Linked DNA regions of Homo sapiens: region 1 is linked to region 2. A link is an interaction called in ENCODE POLR2A ChIA-PET data of the cell type or tissue named here. Cell type or tissue: B cell. All regions are shown on one strand. Links, peaks and the distances in the headings refer to the core of each region. The heading gives the core; the rest is flanking DNA. Region 1 overlaps PHF20 (PHD finger protein 20). Region 2 overlaps MMP24-AS1-EDEM2 (MMP24-AS1-EDEM2 readthrough).

The links. ChIA-PET counts read pairs that join two places held together with the same protein. Peaks named below come from ENCODE experiments on the same cell type or tissue, not always from the same donor. Only the 100,000 strongest peaks of a DNase experiment are listed, where the experiment ranks them.
Region 1: POLR2A ChIA-PET joins it to region 2 with 10 read pairs; 1 of 35 experiments calls an interaction of 5 or more read pairs at or near these places.

What each region holds. Positions count from the first base shown.
Region 1 is chr20:35,797,580-35,802,954 of GRCh38, reverse strand. It overlaps PHF20 (PHD finger protein 20), which reads right to left. Exons shown (of 18, transcript NM_016436.5): 2 at 1,350-1,464. The coding sequence starts at 1,432. Among named protein-coding and RNA genes, the nearest start is that of PHF20, 28 kb to the right of the region's middle. In B cell, for the core only: no CTCF peak of the experiment used is centred there; no DNase peak of the experiment used is centred there; H3K27ac peaks cover 1,409 bases.
Region 2 is chr20:35,249,733-35,255,107 of GRCh38, reverse strand. All of the region lies in intron 2 of MMP24-AS1-EDEM2 (MMP24-AS1-EDEM2 readthrough), which reads left to right. It overlaps MMP24 (matrix metallopeptidase 24), which reads right to left. Exons shown (of 9, transcript NM_006690.4): 3 at 3,087-3,203; 4 at 354-658. Among named protein-coding and RNA genes, the nearest start is that of MMP24-AS1-EDEM2, 26 kb to the left of the region's middle. In B cell, for the core only: no CTCF peak of the experiment used is centred there; a DNase peak (open chromatin) is centred at 2,847; H3K27ac peaks cover 1,822 bases.

The DNA.
Region 1 (5,375 bases), core at 72-5,071, 550 kb before region 2:
TTTTTTTTTTTTTTTTCAGACCGAGTCTCACTCTGTTGCCCAGGCTGGAGTGCAGTGGTGCAATCTCGGCTCACTGCAACCTCCACCTCCCGGGTTCAAGCAATTCTCCTGGCTCAGCCTCCCGAGAAGCTGGGATTACAGGCATGCACCACCATGCCCGGCTAATTTTTTGTATTTTTAGTAGAGACGGGGTTTCGCCACTTTAGCCAGGCTGGTCTCGAACTCCAGACCTCAGGTGATCCACCCACCTCGGCCTCCCAAAGTGCTGGGATTACAGGCGTGAGCCACCGCGCCCAGCCAAGTGTACCTAATTCTAATAGCAAAGACAGTTTTCTGTACCAGCTGCTTCTATGCCTCTCTTCTCCTGTCTTATCTTCCTACACCTGAAGAGCTGATCAATCTATTTTGAAAGAATCTCAAAAAGGGTTAAACTCTTCCTTCTTTAGCTCAAAAAGGAATTAGCCAGGCATGGTGGCACACATCTGCAATACCAGCTACTCAGGAGGCTGAGGCACGAGAACTGCTTGAACCTGGGAGGCAGAGGTTGCAGTGAGCCAAGATCTGCCTGGGTGACAGAGCGAATCTCTGTCTAAAAAAAAAAAACAAAAACCCTTAAAGAGGTATAAGTTCTGAAAACCCCACGCTCACCTTGAGCACCAAAAAATGACCAAATTCTAGGATGCCCTCAACCACAACAATCACTTCACAGTCTATAAGGTCTTTCCTTACATATTCTATCATTTGATTCTCAGAATAACCCTATGAGGTCAATATTACCAATACCCACATTTATAGATAAGCCAATGCACAAAGCAGCTAATTACCAGCCAGAGGTCACAAGTCAATGACACAGCTGGGACTATAACCCCTCAGCTTCTGAACCTAATCACCCTGACAGTGTGCCCTTACATGATGACTGTATTTCAACATACAAGATCATGCCCAGAAAATAGGATGGGGTGTTCACAACACATGAGCTGCTCCAATCGAACCCCTTTTTCTTCACTATTCCATCCCTGATCTTTCCTCTTTTTTCAGACAGGCAGCCAGGAGCAAGAGAGCTGCCACTATTAACTCTTCCCTTCCCTGTAGCCATTCCTGCTTCTTTTTCCCAGAACTCTTTCAGATGAACAGGCAAAAGGGGGAAACAAATATATACAGGGGGTTACAGGACAGTCACCCTGACACTGGGATCCCTGCATCAAAGAGAAAAGACTGACATTTCCTCACATCTTCCAAGAGTCAGGAAGTAGAAAAACACCACAAAAAAAGCCTAAGCTACCACTCTATCAGTGCTGGCAAAAATCCTTTACTGAAGGGCTTTAATTAACAGAAAAATGTAAAAGTACCAGTTTTTTAAACGGTCCCGGGCTTCCAACTGGGCTCCCACTTCAAAGCTGATTCCTCGTCTGTTAGGTGGATGCTTTGTCATTTTCAGTCATCAACGGGGCTGCCTTTATTCTCCTGAAAAAGCCAATTAAATATTTATGAAACTTAGGCAAAGTCCACCCAGAGTGTAGCATCATTCACTACACATAAAAAAACAGGCATTATTCAAAACACAAAGCTCCATGAAACCCTGTTGGTGTCCTCATTCTAACACAGGTGTGTCTTCCACTGGTTCCTATTCCTCCATCGTGCAGCTTCCTGTGGTTTCTGGAACTAAGAAGACCCTCCCTCAACACTGCTTACCACTCACCTACAAGGGCCAAGGGCCACCCCTCAGAACTACAAAAAAACAACTGCTTTCACAGTTAAATTCAGTCATCTGCTGATGCATTATTCAACAAATATTTGCTCAGCGACTATTTAAGGAAACAATCAAGACCAAAAGAGACACAGCTCCTGCCCTCAAGAACCCTTCAGTCTACCGGGGAAACACAAAAATTTAGCCAGCAAACTGATAAATAACTGCAAACTGTAATTGCAATGAAATTTAAAGAGTTACAAAGGAAGCAAACAAATGCCAGGCACAGTAATGTATGCCTATAGCCCCAGCTACTTGGAAGGCAGAGCCAAGTTGTTTCTTTGAGCCCAGGAGTTCAAGACCAGCCTGAGAAACATAGCAAACGCTCGTCTCTTAAAAACAAAAAAAATTAAAAACGAAGCAAACAAAAGTTGAGATATTAATACTTGGTGCTACTTTTGGAAGGCTGTACGAGGTCTGTTTATTTATTTATTTTTTGAGACAGAGTCATACTCTTTTACCCAGGCTGAGTGCAGTGGTGCCATCTCAGCTCACCGTATCCTCCACCTCCCAGGTTCAAGCAATTCTGGAGCCTAGGCCTCCTGAGTAGCTGGGACTACAGGCGCATGCCACCACACCCAGCTAATTTTTGTATTTTGAGTAGAGATTGGGTTTCACCATGTTGGCCAGGCTGGTATCAAACACCTGACCTCAAGTGATCTGCCCACATCAACCTCCCAAAGTGCTGGTATTACAGGCGTGAACCACTGCGCCCAGAATTGTTTATACTTTCTTTGATCTATGTATATTTCCTACTTCTTTTTTTGTTTGTTGGTTTGTTTTTTGAGGAGTCTCGCTCTTGTCGCCCAGGCTGGAGTGCAATGGCATGATCTCGGCTTACTGCAACCTCTGCTTCTCGGGTTCAAGTGATTCTCCTGCCTCAGCCTCCCAAGTAGCTGGGATTGCAGGCACCTGCCACCATGCCCAGCTATATTTCCTACTTCTTGAGTCCATTCTGATCATTTGTATTTTCCTATAAGTTTTACCCAGATTTTTTTTTAATCATAGAACAATAAAACAGTAAAAATATTCACGTTTAATTCCTTTAATTGCCTTTGAATCTGAAGTCACAATTTGAATCTCTCCTTTCTCAATCCTGTCTCGTGTACTCGTGCTGCAATGAATAAAATTTATATTTATGATCAGAACCAAACAGTAAAGCCAATTTCCTTTTGATGGAAAAAAAAGGTGTACTGGATTAGGCCATTTACAAGAAAAGTGGCCCCCATAAAAGAACACTTCCGGCCGGGTGCGGTGACTCAAGCCTGTAATCCCAACACTTTGGGAAGCCGAGGCAGGCGGATCACAAGGTCAGGAGTTTGAGACCAGCCTGGCCAACATGGTGAAACCCCATCTCTACTAAAAATACAAAATTAGTGGGGCGCGGCGGCAGGCGCCTGTAATCCCAGCTACTTGGGAGGCTGAGGCAGAAGAATAGCTTGAACCTGGGAGGCGGAGGTTGCAGTGAGCCGAGATCACGCCACTGCACTCCAGCCTGGGTGACAGAGCAAGACTCCATCTTGAAAAAGAAAAAAAAAAAGAACACTTCTTGTGATCACTGAGGTAATTAATCTACTAATCTGCAGGGTCCTAAATGCTATCGGAGGAGCTAGTGGTGGTTCTGATGGACATGTAGCCACTCTGAACTCTAAGGGCACTTGAACAGGCCACTTCCTTACAGCAGACTTACCCCAGCCTAACTCTTTCCTCCCACTAAACTCTGGACTTTTTAAAATTTTTTTTAGACAGGGTCTCATTCTGTTGTCCAGGCTGGAATGCAGTGGCGCTATCATAGCTCACTGCAGCCTCAGACTCCTGGGCTCAAGCAATACTCCTGCCTCAGCCTCCCGAGTAGCTGGAATCACAGGCATGCGTCAGCACACCCAGCTTTTTTTTTTTTTTTTTTTTTTTTTTTTGCAGAGAGAGTATCTATGTTCCTAGGCTGATCTCAAACTCCTGGGTTCAAGCAATCCTCCCGCCTGGGCCTCCCAAAGTGCTGGGATTACAGGATTACAAGCACGAGCCACTGCATCCAGCCTTATACTTTGGCTCTTGACAGCCTACACTGCCCAAGCAATGCCAGAGCACTGCCAGAGCAATGCCTGCCTCCTACCAGAACACTTTCTTTGCAATAAATGAGTATGGAAAAAAATCACAGAAGTGAGTACATGTCTAATGTTTAATAGCAGCACATTTTATGAAGAATTTGCTTGCAATATATTACATAAAAAGGCAGGATGCAAAATTGTACCACATGGAGCTCACATTAAAACTCATACACAGCCAGATGAGGTGGCTCAGGCTTATAATCCCAGCTACTGAAAAGGCTGAGGCAGGAGGATCGCTTGAGCCCAGGAGGTTGAGACTGCAGTGAGTTATGATTGTGCCACTGTACTCCAGCCTGAGTGACAGAGCAAGAACCTGTCTCTTTAAAAAACAAAAACAAAAAAAAAAGGCCAGGCATGGTGGCTCATGCCTATAATCCCAGAACTTTGGGAGGCCGAGGCTGCCGGATCACCTGAGGTCAGGAGTTTGAGACCAGCCTAACCAACATGCAGAAACCCCGTCTCTACTAAAAATACAAAATTAGCCAGGCATGGTGGCACATGCCTGTAATTCCAGCTACCTGGGAGGCTGAGGCAGGAGAATCACTTGAACCCAGGAGGTGGAGGTTCCAGTGAGCCAAGATCGCACCATTACATTCTAGCCTGGGCAACAAGAGTGAAATTCTGTCTCAAAAAAAAAAGAAAAGAAAAGAAAAGAAAAAAACTCATATGAATTTATTTTTTTGGAGACAAGGTCTTGCTCACTCTGTCACTCAGGCTGGTCTACAGTGGCTCAAACCTGGATCACTGTAGCCTCGACTTCCTGGGCTCATGTGATCCTCCTTACTCAGCCTCCCAAGCACCTGGGACTACAGGTGCAAGCCACCACACCCAGCTAATTTGTTATCTGGTAGAGACAGGGTCTTGCTATGTGTTTGTCTGGGCTGGTCTCAAACTCCCAGGTTCAAGTGATCCTCCTGACTCAGCCTCCCAAAGTGCTGGAATTAGAGGCATGAGCCATGGTACCCAGCCACTGATTCTTTTGTAAAGACAGGAAGAAAAAAATAAGTTATAGGTTATTGGTGATTGTTCCTTTCTTCTTAAATACTTTCCTAAATTTTAGTTTTTCACAATGAAAATTTTTCACAAGTGTATAATGTAAAGGATTATACATGTGAAGGACAATAAGCTATCTATTAAACAACCCATTCCAGGCTAGGCGCAGTGGCTCATGCCTGTAGTCCCAGCACTTTGGGAGGTCGAGGTGGGAGGATCACAAGGTCAAGAGATCGAGACAATCCTAGCCAACATGGTGAAACCCCGTCTCTACTAAAAATACAAAAATTAGCCGGGCATGGTGGTGGGAACCTGTAATCCCAGCTACTCAGGAGGCTGAGGCAGGAGAATCACTTGAACCCAGGAGGCGGAGGTTGCAGTGAGTTGACATCGTGCCACTGCAAACCAGTCTGGGTGACAGAGCAAGATTCCATCTCAAAAAAAAAAAAAAGCCAAAAAACAAAAACAAACAAAAAAAACCACCAAAGAAGTAATTGTCAGCAGGAATTATCTAGATGATAAAATTT
Region 2 (5,375 bases), core at 321-5,320:
CCACCTGCCTTGGCCTCCCAAAGTACTGGGATTACAGGCGTGAGCCATTGTGCCTGGCCCCTTTTAAACTTTTTCTTCAGCCTCTGGTCCATTACTTTATCTTCTTACTGGCCTAACCTTACTTTTCTCCTGCCAACCGGACTATCTTCTAAGTGATCTGACTCATCTCCATGGCCCTGGCCCTGGTGGATTGAACGTTGAATATTATCAGAAATCACAGTTCCCACCCTCTTACGGTCTTAGTTCTTGGACAAGAGGCTCTAGAAAGCAGGAAACTCATCTAGGATGTCCTCCAAGTTCTTTCCCAACAACTGAGCAGCCCAAGACTGACCCCTGTCCCCTCATGGCCTTACCGTCATGGTTGGCATTTCCTAGCGTCCATGGCTCATCGGAGTCAAAGTGGGTGTCTCCTCCAATCCCTGGGCCAGGGAAGTAGGCATGGGCCAGGAATCCCCCTTCTCCATCAAATGGGGAGCTGTCGCCATGGAAACCAGAAGCAAAAAAGATCATGATGTCTGCCTCCTTCCGGTCACTTTTGATCTCATGGTATGGCACCTCTTCAAAGGTCAGTGGGGTCACCTTCTGCCACACATCGAAAGCCTGGCGAATAGCTTTCCGCGTGTCTAGCTCACCCACTTTTGGGGTATAGTTGTGAATGCTGGTGAGAGAGGGGAGGATCATTAGGCAAGATCAGAGAGTCAGAGACTAGCAGAGCTAAAATAGATACCTGAGACAATGTGGCTCAGTGATCTGATTTTGAACCCTAGAATTCTGCTTAGCTGCCTCAGGGATTGAAGAAGAGGCTGAGTAACAGAGCTCTGGATCCCCACCCTGCCTCAGTCAGATGGCTTTGCTTTACTCAGTGTTTTCCATTTGATCTCCAGCAAAGCTGTGTCGAATAAAGGATTCCACTCTAGTTTGTTGAGAAAAGTAAATTGGGGCTGGGCGCAGCGGTTCACGCCTGTAATCCCAGCACTTTGGGAGGCCGAGGCTGGCGGACCACATGAGGTCAGGAGTTCGAGACCAGCCTGACCAACATGGTGAAACCCTGTCTCTACTAAAAGTACAAAAATTAGCCAGGCGTGGTGGTGTGAGTCTGTAATCCCAGCTACTCGGGAGGCTGAAGCAGGATAATTGCTTGAACCCGGAGGCAGAGGTTGCAGTGAGCCAAGATTGCACCACTGCACTCCAGCCTGGGTAACAAGAGTGAGACTCTGTCTCAAAAAAAAAAAAAAAAAACCCAAAGGAAATTGGTAGATAGCATTTTCTGAATTTTAAGTTTTTTTCCCTAATACGAAATATGTTCATTTATAAAAGTTATAAAAATATTCAAATAATAGAGAGGAGTTTAAGTGAAAAGTCTCTTTAAAAAATCTTTGGTACCAATCTTTGGCTTGTCTGCCTAGAAGCTGGCCGGTATCTGATTTAATCCATTATAGGTTTAGCTGTTTAGCGTCGCTGTGTTCATATTGCATTGGTTCTTCACAAAACAACGTTACTACCTGTGGGTTCCCTGCCCTGTGACCCTCTGGGGCATGGATTATTCTACCTACTCCACACGTAAGGAAACTGAAGCCCAGAGAAGTCTAGTGATAGAAGTTACTCAGAGTTGGGTTAGAACCCAGTGCTTCTTTCTCTTGATCCACTCTACCCCTTCAAGAGACCCAAGAGTCTATTCAGTTTCTAACCTAGATTCTTAAGTTTCCTTCTCTTGTCAGATTTCTGGAAAAAAAAAATCCCGTTCTGAAGGGACAGCTTATCAGCAGAAGAGCCCTTAGTTCAACCCTAACTTTCCTTCTCTTGTCAGATTTCTGAAAAAAAAAAAAAAAAAAAAAAAGTCCCGTTCTGTAGGGAGTGCTTGTCAGCAGGGGAGCCCTTAGTTCAACTCTTGAGGATCTCTGTCTTAGATCTTGCCTCTGCACCAAAGGGATCCACCTGAGATGACAGCAGAGCCTTGAGAAGTGCCAGCCAGCACCCACCCGAGCCTGCCCATGCCTGGCCCTTGCCCCAGCCCCACCTGAGCCTGCCCATGCCTGGCCCTTGCCCCAGCCCCACCTGAGCCTGCCCATGCCTGGCCCTTGCCCCAGCCCCACCTGAGCCTGCCCATGCCTGGCCCTTGCCCCAGCCCCACCTGAGCCTGCCCATGCCTGGCCCTTGCCCCAGCCCCACCTGAGCCTGCCCATGCCGGGCCCTTGCCCCAGCCCCACCTGAGCCTGCCCATGCCTGGCCCTTGCCCCAGCCCCACCTGAGCCTGCCCATGCCTGGCCCTTGCCCCAGCCCCACCTGAGCCTGTCCAGTGCCTGCCCCTTGCCCCACCCCCACCTGAGCCTGCTCAATGCCTGGCCCTTGCCCCAGCCTCACTCCGGTGCTTCAGTCTGCTGTGATGGGCTCCATCATCTAGTTCTTGGGCCACTGATCTGACTTGGAGATGGATCCTGCTCTGCCCTTGGTTCCTCCAGACAGTCAAAGATGACACTATTATGATTCAGGTCCCAGTTCTTTATACTCCTTAAGAAACAACTGGAACTCTGCGTTGGGAATCTCAGGTGAAGTCCATCAGGTGGATTTTGGGGTGGGAGGATCCAGATCAGAGGGAATGGGGTTTGGCAGGCAGTGATAAGGAGACTGAATTAAGCCATGGTTTTGTTTGTTTTGTTTTGTGGTTTTTGTTTCATTTGTTTTGTTTTGGAGACAGAGTCTCACTCTGTCACGCAGGCTGGAGTGCAGTGGCATGATATAGCTCACTGCAAGCCACGATTCTTTTTCACAGCTGAAAGTTACCAAACCATTCATACCCCACTTCCTGTAACCTAAAAACTATAGGCATCTAAACAGAAGACAACTAAGAGCCCCCAGAGGACCAAATAAACCTGAGGTTGGAGTCACAGCATCCTGTGGAAGCCACAAGGAGGACAAGGTTATGGGCTCTCAGCACCTAGTGCCAATGCCCACATGCCTGGCTCTTGGCCTATGTTGTAAGCCTGATCCCCAGGCCCCCCTACATTGTGAGCCTTTGAAACTCAGGCCAGGAAAAACAGAGTGAGGGTGGAGCCAAAGGCAGGGAGGAAGAGGGAGAGTCGAAGCACCTGTAGGTGATGTGTTTTTGCCTCCACTTCTGTCCAGTCAGGGCATAGCGCTTGTTTCTCCGCCTACGGCTTAAGTGGGGGTGATCAGGGACACCACATCGGGGTTTCTTCATCCACCTGGGCAGAGAGAGGACACACACACACGCATATGCACTGTGGTCACTGAACACTTTAGGAAGGGACTGCCTATTCCCCAGCTCCAGTCTGGAAAGCAATGTGCATCCTCAAGCTACACTCTGGGACCCTGGCTTGGATGGACCCCAACAAGAACATGATTGATTGATTCATTAATTCATGCACTCACAATCATAGATGAGGAAATAGCTGTATAAAGACTGAGAATCAGAATATATGGGCTTGATAAGCTCCAGCTCCACCACTAGTCATAGGACCCCCAGGCAAGTGGCTGAACCAATATGAACCTCAGTTTCCTCCTCTGCAACATGAGAACTCTAGTTCTTGGTCTTAGGTGGAGGTGCGTCTTCAAGGAGGAAGTACATGTGAAAATGCTCTGTAAATGCAATGAGATTACAGGATGCCCTGGTTAAAAGCCTCCAGCGACTTCCCCAAACACTGAGAATAAAATTCAAACTCTTCAGCTGGGCACGGTGGCTCACGCCTGTAATCCCAGCACTTTGGGAGGCTGAGGCGGGTGGATTATCTGAGGTCAGGAGTTCGAGACCAGCCTGGCCAACACGGTGAAACCCCATCTGTACTAAAAATACAAAAAAAAAAATTAGCCAGCTGCAGTGGTTCACACTTGTAATCCCAGCTACTCAGCAGGCCGAGGCAGGGGACTTGCTTGAACCCGTGAGGCGGAGGTTGCAGTGAACCAAGATTGTGCCATTGTGCTCCAGCCTGGGCAAGAAGAGTGAAATGCCGTTTCAGGAAAAAAAAAAAAAAAAGAAGTGGCTTAACAACTGTGGGATGTGGAACATAATTCTCTGCAGCACTTATTATATTGTGTTGTGATTTAAAATTTATTGGTTTATTTCCTCTAATAAATGGTAAATTGAGGACAGGAACTATGTCCTATTCATCATTGTATCCTCAAAAGAAGGTAGCCCAGTGCCTGAAATTACGTAAATCCTGATATCTGTTTGTTACCAGGTGATATGTTTTGATTTGTGTCTCTGTTGGAGGCGGGGCCTGGTGGGAGGTGATTGGGCCATGCAGGCAGACTTCCCCCTTGCTGTTCTGCTGATAGTGAGTGAGTTCTCATGAGATCTGGTTGTTTAATGGTGTGGAGCACCTCCCCCTTCTCACTCTTCCCCCTGCTCCTGCCATATGATGATGTGCTTGTTTCCCCTTTGCCTTCTACTACGATTGAAAGTTTCCTGAGGCGTCCCCAGCCATGCTTCCTGTAAAGCCTGTGGAACCCTGAGCCAACTAAACCTCTTTTCTTTATAAATTACCCAGTTTCAGGTATTTCTCTTTCTTTCTTTCTTTTTTTTTTTTTGAGACAGAGTCTCGCTCTGTTGCCCAGGCTGGAGTGTAGTGGTGCCATCTCAGCTCACTGCAACCTCTGCCTCCCAAGTTCAAGCAATTCTCCTGCCTCAACCTCCTGAGTAGTAGCTGGGATTACAGGCGCGCACCACCACGCTTGGCTAATTTTTGTACTTTTAGTACAGACAGGGTTTCACTATGTTGGCCAAGCTGGTCTTGAACTCCTAGCCTCAGGTGATCTGCCCACCTTGGCCTCCCAAAGTGCTGGGACTACAGACATGAGCCACTGCGCCCAGCACATTCTTTTAAAATGTTTAATTCTTGGCCAGGTGCAGTAGCTAACACCTATAATCCTAGCACTTTGGGAAGCTGAGGCAGGAGATTGCTTGAGCCTAGAAGATTGTGACCAGCCTGGGCAACATGGCAAAACCCTATCTCTACTAAAGATACAAAAAATTAGCCAGGCATGGTGGCATGTGCCTGTAGTCCCAGCTACTAGGGAGGCTGAGGTGGGAGGATCACCTGAGCTTGGAAAGTTGAGGCTACAGTGAGCCAAGATCACACCAGTACACTTGGGTGAGGGGAGTCAGACCTTGTCTCAATAAATAGATAAATAAATAAATAAAATAAAAAAGTTTGATTCTCAAAACAACACTGTGAGGTAACAGAAATTATTATTCCCGGGCCAGGCACGGTGGCTCACACCTGTAATCCCAGCACTTTGGGAGGCCGAGGCGGGCGGATCACGAGGTCAGGAGATCGAGACCATCCTGGCTAACATGGTGAAACCCCGTCTGTACTAAAAAATAAAAAAAAAAAATTAGCCGGGCGTGGTGGCGGGCC